2 separate regions of the Homo sapiens genome follow, and region 1 is linked to region 2. The links are chromatin contacts, found by Hi-C or POLR2A ChIA-PET in ENCODE. All regions are on one chromosome and are shown on one strand. The core of a region is the stretch at or near the end of the contact, and the rest is flanking DNA. Distances in the headings are between cores, read along the strand shown.

The links. Hi-C counts contacts between places; a loop is a spot of excess contacts on that map. ChIA-PET counts read pairs that join two places held with the same protein, here RNA polymerase II (POLR2A). Pooled maps may share reads with other maps.
Region 1: a loop to region 2 is called in a pooled map, with 2.4 times the contacts of the local background. The contact joins the enhancer-like site here to the promoter of DIMT1 in region 2. A Hi-C loop is called at or near these places in 1 of 37 single-sample maps with no recorded cell type and 1 of 50 pooled maps. POLR2A ChIA-PET finds 5 or more read pairs at or near these places in 1 of 52 experiments (IMR-90).

Annotation. Positions count from the first base shown.
Region 1 is chr5:65,060,964-65,065,876 of GRCh38, reverse strand. The region is part of intron 1 of LOC107986419 (a long non-coding RNA gene); the gene reads right to left. Among named protein-coding and RNA genes, the nearest start is that of CWC27, 290 kb to the right of the region's middle. Within about 2 kb of position 3,054, at least 10 of the 41 ENCODE cell types and tissues checked have a DNase peak (open chromatin) inside an H3K27ac peak, as active enhancers do.
Region 2 is chr5:62,402,384-62,407,394 of GRCh38, reverse strand. It overlaps DIMT1 (DIM1 rRNA methyltransferase and ribosome maturation factor), which reads left to right and starts at 3,490. Exons shown (of 12, transcript NM_014473.4): 1 at 3,490-3,701; 2 at 4,049-4,122. The coding sequence starts at 3,623. RefSeq lists an enhancer at 3,280-3,569.

The sequences.
Region 1 (4,913 bases), core at 1,805-4,304, 2.7 Mb before region 2:
GGGGAGTCTATGCCCTTGCCCAGAGAAGGGGCGAATTATTGAAAAAGAGTGTACTGTAGGAAAGAAGCAAGATTCTTTGGTGGTGTGAAACAAAGGAATCTCATCTAGACTGAGGAGTCAGGAGAGGCTCCACCAAGGCAATGATAATTAAGTTGCAGTGTGAAGCATGCACAGGTCTCAACTTGGCAGAAAAGGGGCTGGGGAGGATAGACAGGGTGGGTGGGTGGAGTGCTTTCCAATCAGAGGAAAGGCTGCAGCTGGGGGAAGTATGACGCCATTCGAGGAATGAAGAGACCATCAGCATGGCTGGAAGTACAGAGAGTGAGGGCCACACCGGGAAGGTTACGTAGCTCATGTTAAGAATTGAGGTCTATATTCTCAATTAACCATTAAAATGAGCCATTAAAGAGTGTTTAAGCAGGGCTGTGATTTGACCAGGTTTGCATTTTGAAAAGACAACTTGGGCTGCAGTGAAGAGGACCAATTAGCAGGGGCCAAAGAGATCAGATAGGAGGATAACGGCGAAGCTGGGTGTCAGCAGTGGAAATGAGAAGTAGACAGGTTTGAGTATTATTTATGTGGAGGAAAAAACCACAAGGTTTGATGATGGATTGAACATGAGGAATAGGGCAGAGGTAATCATCAAGGAGAATTGCAAGACTCCAATTTGTGCAACTGGATTGGTTGCACATTTACTAAGCAGGGGAATACTGAAAAAAGGAACTAAATTTTGGGAGAAAATAATGAGCAAAGCCTTGAAGCAAAAGCATGCTTGGTGTTTTCAAGGAAGAGCTAGGGGAGCATAGTAGCTGTTAAAGTCACAGAGGCATGATTGCAGAAGGAGGCAGAGTCTGTCTTGTAGGAGGACAAGCCCAAAATCAAGAGACCAGTTGGGTGACAATAATCCAGATTACCATTAATTACCATAATCCAGATAGAAGATGGTAGTGGTGGCTTAGATCAAGGTGGTGGCTGAGAAGGTGGTGAGAAGTGGCTAGGTCCTGGATAGATTCTGAATATAGAACCGGCAGCACTTTCTGATGAATTGGTTGTAGTGAGAATGAAAGAGAGGAATAGGATGACACCAAGCCTTTTGGTTTGAGCTACTGGAAAGATGGATTGCCATTTACTAAACTGTAGAAGACTTCTGGAAATTCTGTGGTTTTATTTTTTTATTTTAATTTTATTTATTTTTTTTTTTTGAGACAGAATCTCTCTGTGTTGCCCAGGCTGGAGTGCAGTGGTGTGATCTCAGCTCACAGCAACCTCTGCCTCCCAGGTTCAAGCTATTCTCATGCCTCAGCCTCCCAAGTGGCTGGGATTACAGGCATGTGCCACCACACCCGGCTAATTTTTGTATTTTTAGTAGAGACAGCATTTCTCCATGTTGGTCAGGCTGGTCTTGAACGCCTGACCTCAGGTGATCCACCGCGTTGGCCTCCCAAAGTGCTGGGATTACAGGCGTGAGCCACCTTACCCAGCCAGGGGTTTGATTTTGAATTATGTTTGAGGCCTTTTTTCGATAAGCAAGTGGAAAGATTGAGTAGGCTGTTGGATATATGGACTAAAGCTCAGAGGAGAGATCCAGAAAAAAATGTATAAATTTGGGTATCTTTGGGGATTAGACAGAAGGTACTCCAACCCATGAGAAAGGATGAGTTCACCAAGGGAGTAAGGATAATTAGAGAAGAGGAACAAATGTTTAGGAGCTAAGCATAAAGAATATAATTCTAATCAATAATGTTCAAGGTTATCATCACTAGTAATAAGACCTATCAACAGCATTTACCCCGATATGATGCATTGAGAAGGGCACACCTTCATGTCTGTGGTAATTTTGCTAAAAAATACCATATAATATCCATTTAACCACGATAAAATATCAGACAAGTCCAAATGTAGGCATGTTATACAAAATAACTGAACAGTACTCTTTAAAAGAGTCAAGGTCGGCTGGGCGTGGTGGCTCACGCTTGTAATCCCAGCATTTTGGGAGGCTGAGGCGGGTGGATCACTTGAGGTCAGGAGTTTGAGACCAGCCTGACCAACATAGTGAAACCCCATCTCTACTAAAAACACAAAAATTAGCCAGGCATGGTGGCACGTGCCTGTAATCCCAGCTACTCAGGAGGCTGAGGCAGGAGAATTGCTTGAACCCAGGAGGTGGAGGTTGCAGTGAGCAGAGATCATGCCACTGCTCTCCAGCCTGAGTGACAGAGTGAGACTCTGTCTCAAAAAAAAAAAAAAAAAAAAGAGTTAAGATCATGAAAAATAATTAATGACTGAGAAATGATTACAGATTGAAGGAAATTAAAAAGCTGTGACAATTAAATGCAACATGGGAACCCAGATTGGATACTATTAAAACAGAAAAAAGATATTAGTGGAAAAACTGTTGAAATTTGAATAAAGACTGTAGTGTAGTTAATAGTATTGTACCAGTGTTATTTTCCTGGTTTTGATCATTGTACTATGGTTACATAAGATGTTAACAAGGGAAGATAGTTTAAGGAAATGGAGGAATGTTCTGTTTCATTTTTCCAACTTGTCTGTAAGTCTTAAATTATTCCAACAGAAAAAGTTAAAGAAAATTAAGTTTATGGCTTTTCGGTCCGTACCCTAAGGATGTGGCTGCCCTCATGTCTGGTCTTTCTAGGTAAGCAGAGAGATGCTGGAGAAGGAGATAGGGCCACCCTATAGGGTCTAACTGTGCGAAAGGCTTTGAACTTTCCTTTGAGATCCAGTGAAGGGGTAGGCAGGGTAAGTGGGGGAAGAAGAGAAACCAGACATGTTTGTTTTCGGCAAAAAGAGACAAAAAAACAGAATAAATACTGTGTTAGGCCTGGATTCAGGCAAACACCCAGTTACTTTCAATTATTCATCCTGTTCTCCAAACAGAATTGACCATGAGTGACTTCATGACTCACAAGGGTGTTAGCATATTGTAACGTCTGGCTGGGAAGATTGCTCAAATCCCAAAGGATTTGACTCGAGGAGCCTTGCAGCATTCTGCTTTTTCCTGCCACGCCTACAGCTCAGGCACAGTTGTAGAGTGGATTTGAAGTTTATATGCCTGAAAGGTAGGTTGTATGTGCATTATATCTGACCTTCCCTGTTTGGAATGATTCCAGAACAAAGAATGCAGCTGGATTGAGATACCAACCGGCAGTGAGTGAGGATATGCCTGGAATAGACCTAATAGGAATGAGGAGAGAGACTCCCACAGCCAACTCTGTGGAGGGAGGACAGGGGAGCATTACAGGTTCCATCACACTGAAGTTCCAGAGGGTGTTGCAGACCAGTTGGAGATGGTGACTGGGGCGTGCTAATTATAAAATTATGTATTAAATATTAGCATTGGGGAAATTGCAAAAGAGGTTTCTAAAGAAGACAGAGGAGTCCCTGAAGCTAGGGAATCTATGCCCCTGACCAGAGAAGAGGTGAATTACTGAAAAAGATACACCCTTTAACCTCCCTACTGTCCCATGGGGAACAGGTCAATAATCAGGGAGAGGCTCTTAATCCCTGGAGGCCAGGGTATGATCACCTCCCTACCTCTAACCTACCTCATTGCCTGACCTGGCAGGAAACTGTGCACGTCCACCCTCTGTTCTCAGAAACTCTGAAATCTTGCAGTCCAATACCCTAAGGCTCTAATGCTACAAAATGCTACTATTAATGGTAGCTGTCAGTTTCTAAATGCTTACCTCATACTAGGCTCTTTATATAACTGTTTCTAATTCATTCAACAACTCTTCAAAGTAGTCATTATCATCCTTATGTTTTACAGAAGATTTTATTGGTGAGGAAATAAATGTTTAGCTTTTCTGAGATCACACAACTAGTGAGTGGCTAAGCCAAGATTTGAACCCAGATCTGATTTCCTATTGAGTCACAGAACTTTCCAATGAACATGTTGCCTCTCCTATCTCCAGTGAACCCCAGGGTCCAGGAGGAAGTACACCTTGGGGAAACATTAGCCACTCTGGGAATGCTGTGACTGTGGGCACAGAGCAGCCTTCCAGGAGTAACCCCAGCTACTCAGAAGGCTGCTCTGTGCGCACGGCCATTTCTTGAAACCTGTGTGAAATTTCAAGAAATTTCACTGGGGTTGGAAAATTAGCAGCCTGTGTCTCCTCAGGCCAGATTCGGTGGCCTGGTGCTGCTACAGGCAGTCAACGGTAACTGAGGTCTGTGGAGTGTGAGGGGGAAGGGCATGAAGTCACGAGGGGCACACCTGGGCTCCTGATGGTGGAAAATCACAAGGATGTTTTGTCAGCGTTTGCCTGCAGCTACATTTCTGGCTGAAATTTTGGATGGCTTTACCAAGCCTCAAAGGCAGAAAGAAAAAATCATGTTGAGAGAGACAGGCGCTTTGACGGGAAACAAGGTCTGGGTGCTAGCTGGCTCTTTGCCATGAACTTAACACATGAAGAGGAGCAGAGAAGCTTCCTTGTTACCATCAGACTGTCATCAAATTGCCCTGGGCATCCTACAGAGAGAAAGGTAGCCAGGCCTCCAACCTGAACAAACCCTTTGATGCAGCATTACAGAGGAGTGCAGGACCACAAAAGACTGTGTAACGACCTACCACATTGATAAAATAGATCCACTATGAACTATTTTCCTAATGAGGCAAGAGCATTTCATGTGTTGGAGACATTTTTAAAAGCCAGCATTTCCTAGAAAAAGTGAGTGAGAAAAAAAGAAAAGTCAACTTCACACCGTGTTGTGAAGAGGGAGTAAAGTCTGAACTCCAAAGCACCATTTATAAGATCAGCCCCTGCCTTTTCCTTGTTCTATCTCCCATTGTTCTCCTCTGCAACCTTTGTTCCATCCACACTGTTCTCCTGCTGTTGTGCTGTTGCATATCTGTCCTCTCTCCCAGCATAGCCCCTGCCTCATTCCTCTCC
Region 2 (5,011 bases), core at 2,241-4,740:
ACTCTGTTGCCCAGACTGGAGTGCAGTGGCGCAATCTCAGCTCACCGCAACCTCTGCCTCCTGCCTCAGCCTCCAGAGTAGCTGGGATTACAGGTGCACACCACCATACCCAGCTAATGTTTGTATTTTTAGTAGAGACAGGGTTTCACTATGTTGACCAGGCTGGTTTCGAACTCCTGACCTCAAATGATCCACCCGCCTTGGCCTCCCAAAGTGCTGGGATTATAGGCGTGAGTCACCATGCCCAGCCACATATTTAGATCATTCTAAAGAATACATTCATAGAAGAATCTTGTTTATAGTATTCAGGATTCCTTCCTTCCTTCCTTCCTTCCTTCCTTCCTTCCTTCCTTCCTTCCTTCCTTCCTTCCTTCTTCCTTTCCTTCCTTCCTTCTTCCTTTCCTTCCTTCGCTCCCTCCCTCCCTCTTTTCTTTCTTTCTTTGAGACGGAGTCTTATTCTGTCACCTAGGCTGGAGTGCAGTGGAGCAAACTCAACTCACTGCAACGTCTGCCTCACTGCAACCCAGCCTGGGCCACTATTTTAAAAATATAACATTTGAAGCCAGGCACGGTAACTCATGCCTGTAATCCCTGCACTTTGGGAGGGCAAGGCGGGCAGACCACTTGAGGCCAGTTCAAGACCAGCATGGGCAACATGGTGAAAACCCATCTCTACTAAAAATACAAAAAAAAAAAAAAAAATTAGCCAGCGTGGTGGTGGTGCACGCCTGCAATCCCAGCTACTTGAGAGGCTGAGGCATGAGAATAGCTTGAATCTGGGAGGCTGAGGTTGCAGTGAGCCAAGATCATGGCACTGCACTGCAGCCTGGGTGACAGAGCAAGGCTCTATCTTAAAATATATATATATATATATATTTATATTTATATATGTTTATATTTATATTTAAATATATATATTTATATTATATATATGAGTTGTGTCTTTAACAGCAAACAAAAGTTAGCCAGGGGAAGGTCGAGAATGCAAAAGGAAGAGCACTCACAAAGCCGAGGTATAAAGATGTTTAAGGAAGAAAAAGGAACTTGATAACGTTGGGAAGTAAATAAGTAAGGTAAATAGGAACTTAATTTGAAAGGCCTACAATGCTATTCTAGGGAGCAATAGTGGTCATTCATTGATGAATCAAAAGAACAATTTTGCCTTCTCTGCTCTTGTCTCCAGGCTGTGGTTACACAGCAGTACACATTGGAGATACTGGGCTCCACATTTAGCTGGAAGACATGCCATGTCTTCTTGAGTTCCCTCTAATCTTCCTCTCCCATTGCGCATAAAGGATCTTCAAACCTTCTCCGCACTCATGCCCCTTGTCCTACCACCTCCACAGCTCCTTCTCTACAGAAAAACTTGCCTTTTATTTCACAGAAGAAATGCAACCTAGAGGCCAAAGCAGGCAGATCACTTGAGCTGAGAAGTTTGAGATCAGCCTGGGGAACAAAGTGAGACCCCGCCTCTACAAAAATTACAAAAATTAGCTGGACAAGATGATTCATGTCTGTCGTCTCAGCTACTCGGGAGGCTGAGGTGAGAGCATCGCTTGAGCCCGGCAGGCGGAGGTTGCAGTGAGCTGAGATCATGCCGCTGCACTCCAGCCTGGGTGACAGAGTGAGACCGTCTCAAAAAAACAAAACCAAAAAACCCAACAACAACAACAATAACAAATCACACACAGGGTTTTGTGTCATGTTAATTTTTTTTTTTTAAACAGGGTATCATGCTGTCGCCCAGGTTGGTGCAATCTTGGCTCACTACAAATTCTCGGGCTCAAGTGAGGCTCCCACCTCAGCTTCCCGAGTAGCTGAGACTACAGGCCTGCACCACCACGCCTGGCTAATTTTTGTATTTTTTGTAGAGACGGGGTCTCACTTTGTTGCCCAGGTTGATCTCAAACTTCTCAGCTCAAGTGATCCGCTCGCCTTGGCCTCTCAAAGTGCTGGGATTACAGGCATGAGCCACCTCTCCAGGCCATGTCCATCCTATTAACATTTGGAAGTGCCTAGCACAGTGTACTCTTTAGAATTGTGGAATAACAATGATTGATGAAATGAAACATATACTTGAAGATGCTACTAGGGTATACGAGATTTTTTTTCTGACTTAGAACTACATCAAAGAAAGAAGGGCCTAAGACCAAGGTTTGGGAATGTACACAATGAATTGCTCAAAAGAGAGTTAGCTTTAGTAATGACAGGAAGAAGCTATTTCTTCAACCAAACAGAATACACACAGAAAAATTTAAAAGAGCCATTACACTGGCTGGCAAAACAGATGTGGATATTATGGCCCTGGTACACACGGAGTTTATAGTCAGGTACACTGTCCTGTCACAACGACCAATACGTTATCGTATTTACAGCGTTTTGGAGTTTCTGTCCATCTCTGTCAATATAATACACTTTGAAATAAGTTTCTTACTTAGAATCCCTAGCAGTGTTTGATACACAGTTGGAGCTCAATAAATGTTTACGGAGTGAATGATGAGGCACAAAAGGAATTTGTTGAATTATTTGTTAAATGAATCAAATAATTTTCTAGGATTCACGGGCTGTCTTCTGCACGATAAGCTTCATTCTGTGGGTCTGAGTTTCTCCTGGTTCTCAATTCTGTCTTTTTGTGGATTATCTACTTTGTAGCTGGAGCTTTGTATCTGTTTAAGATAATTATTCTTCTATTCCTTTTTTTTTTTTTTTTTTTTTGAGACGGAGTCTCGCTCTGCCGCCCAGGCTGGAGTGCAGTAGCGCGATCTCGGCTCACTGCAACCTCCGCCTCCTGGGTTCACGCCACTCTCCTGCCTCAGTCTCCCAAGTAGCTGAGACTACAGGCGCCCACCACCACGCCCGGCTAATTTTTTGTATTTTTAGTAGAGACGGGGTTTCCCCGTGTTAGCCAGGATGGTCTCGATCTCCTGACCTTGTGATCCGCCCGCCTCTGCCTCCCAGAGTGCTGGGATTACAGGCGTGAGCCTCCGCGCCCGGCTCTTCTATTCTTAGTAGAAGCAACCAGTAGCCCTAGCGAAACCAGACGTTAATTCCATTCTCGCAGTTCTTTTCCCCAGGGCAAGCAGCAAAAAATGCATTCCCACAAAAGAGCAAGCTCATCCCCAAATCCCGGGTTTCCCACCCCCACAAGCTTCAGGAAAACAGGAGCGAGGCACGTGAATACTTCTTTGGACCTCAGCGATCCCAGAACCTAGGCTACTAAAACATCCATAGGCTTAACCTCATCATATAACTTAAACAGCCTTCGCAACACCGAGAGCACCACACCAACACCTTCTTATCCAGCCCTGGTTGGGACAAGGGCTCCAACTCCAGACTGCAGTCCTCGGTAGCGCGGTGTCTTCTGGGATCTGTAGGCTCCCGCGGTTCGGCCTTCCTCCCTCTGTGACTCCAATTCCCGGCAGTCAGTGGGCTCCAAGGTCCGCCCTTTTTCTGGAGGAGGAGCTCAGAGCGTACGGGAGGGGGCGGACCCTTGCCCCTCCGGCGCTTGGGCCAGAGTGGTGCGGGCGGCGCGTGGCGGCGATCCCCACGTGGTGGCTTTCTCACGCTAGCCCTCTTTGGTCCTCCTTGACGTCCCGGGCCTGTGGGCCCGCTTTCTGCCGAGATGCCGAAGGTCAAGTCGGGGGCCATCGGCCGCCGCCGCGGGCGGCAGGAGCAGCGCCGGGAGCTGAAGAGCGCTGGAGGTGCGGATCCCCGCGAGGAAGCTGGGGTCGGTCGGGTCAGGTCTTCCGGCAGGACCTAGCCTGGGGTGCGGACCAAGACCTGATCGGCAGAGGCCGGTCAGGACGCGCTCCCGTGAGCGCGGAAGGCAGGGGTGGGTCCCCGACTCGGCCGCAGGCCCTGCGCGTCGCCGCTGACTTCCTTTCCAGCTGGAGGATGAACTTATAAAGAGTTTGTCAGTCCTGGCGTGACGTTTCGTGGCCCTGGTTGGCGCAGAAATCTTCCCCATACCCATGCAGCTTTCTTCTCTGGTACTGCCTAATATCTAATCTCAGTAGGAAAATTAATGCTGTTTCGTATTTTCTTACAGGACTCATGTTCAACACGGGGATTGGGCAGCACATTTTGAAAAATCCTCTCATTATTAACAGCATTATCGATAAGGTGGGTGTGGAAGAGGAAAGGGAGAGAGTTGTTGGTTTATTAATTTTATTCCTATGAATACATAAGCGCAGAAAGTCTGCCTGCCGTAAATTAGATGCTCTGTAAATATTTGTTGAATGAATCAAATAATTGTCTAGGATTCTTGGGCTGTCTTCTGCATGATAAGCTTCATTTTGTGGGTCTGAGTTTCTCCTGGTTCCCAATTCTGTGTCTTTTTGTGGATTATCTACTTTATAGCTGGACCTTTGTATTTGTTCAAGATAATTATTCTTCTATTTCTAATCACCTTTTTGATCACTTAGTTTTTATGTACTCCATCTATTTATGTCTAAACTACACATTAGAAAGTTTGTTCCCCAGAAAAACATATAGTACTACATATAAATTATTTGGTGTATGCTAGTACCACATATAAATTGCTTGGAGTATTACTGCTTTCTGAGTTATTGATGTTCTCTTATGGTTATGGATGATTGGGTGTTAGGAAGTGAAATACACACGGTGCAGATTACACTTATGGTTAAAAGCAAGGAAAGCATCCTGGAGCTGTAGAAAGAGCATTACATAGTTAAAGGATCTTGTCAGGCTTCGTGTCATTTGAAAACTGAGAAAAAAAGAAAGAAGGGTCATGTACTATTTTAACCTTTTTAGCTCATAGTTTCCTTTGAGCATCTGATGAAAGCTATGGCCGTAGAATATTAGAGCTGTGTGCAGACATTCAATTTTGTGTACAGTTTCTGCTCTTCTGCATCCTTGAAACCATACATGGGTTGAAAATTGAAAAATCTTCGCCCAACACGTACAGTCCTTTCCCATTTGAACTTGTTGATACGAACAGAGAAGGTAACAAGAGGCTATTGGAATATTTCCAGATAGAAAGCAGAATGCC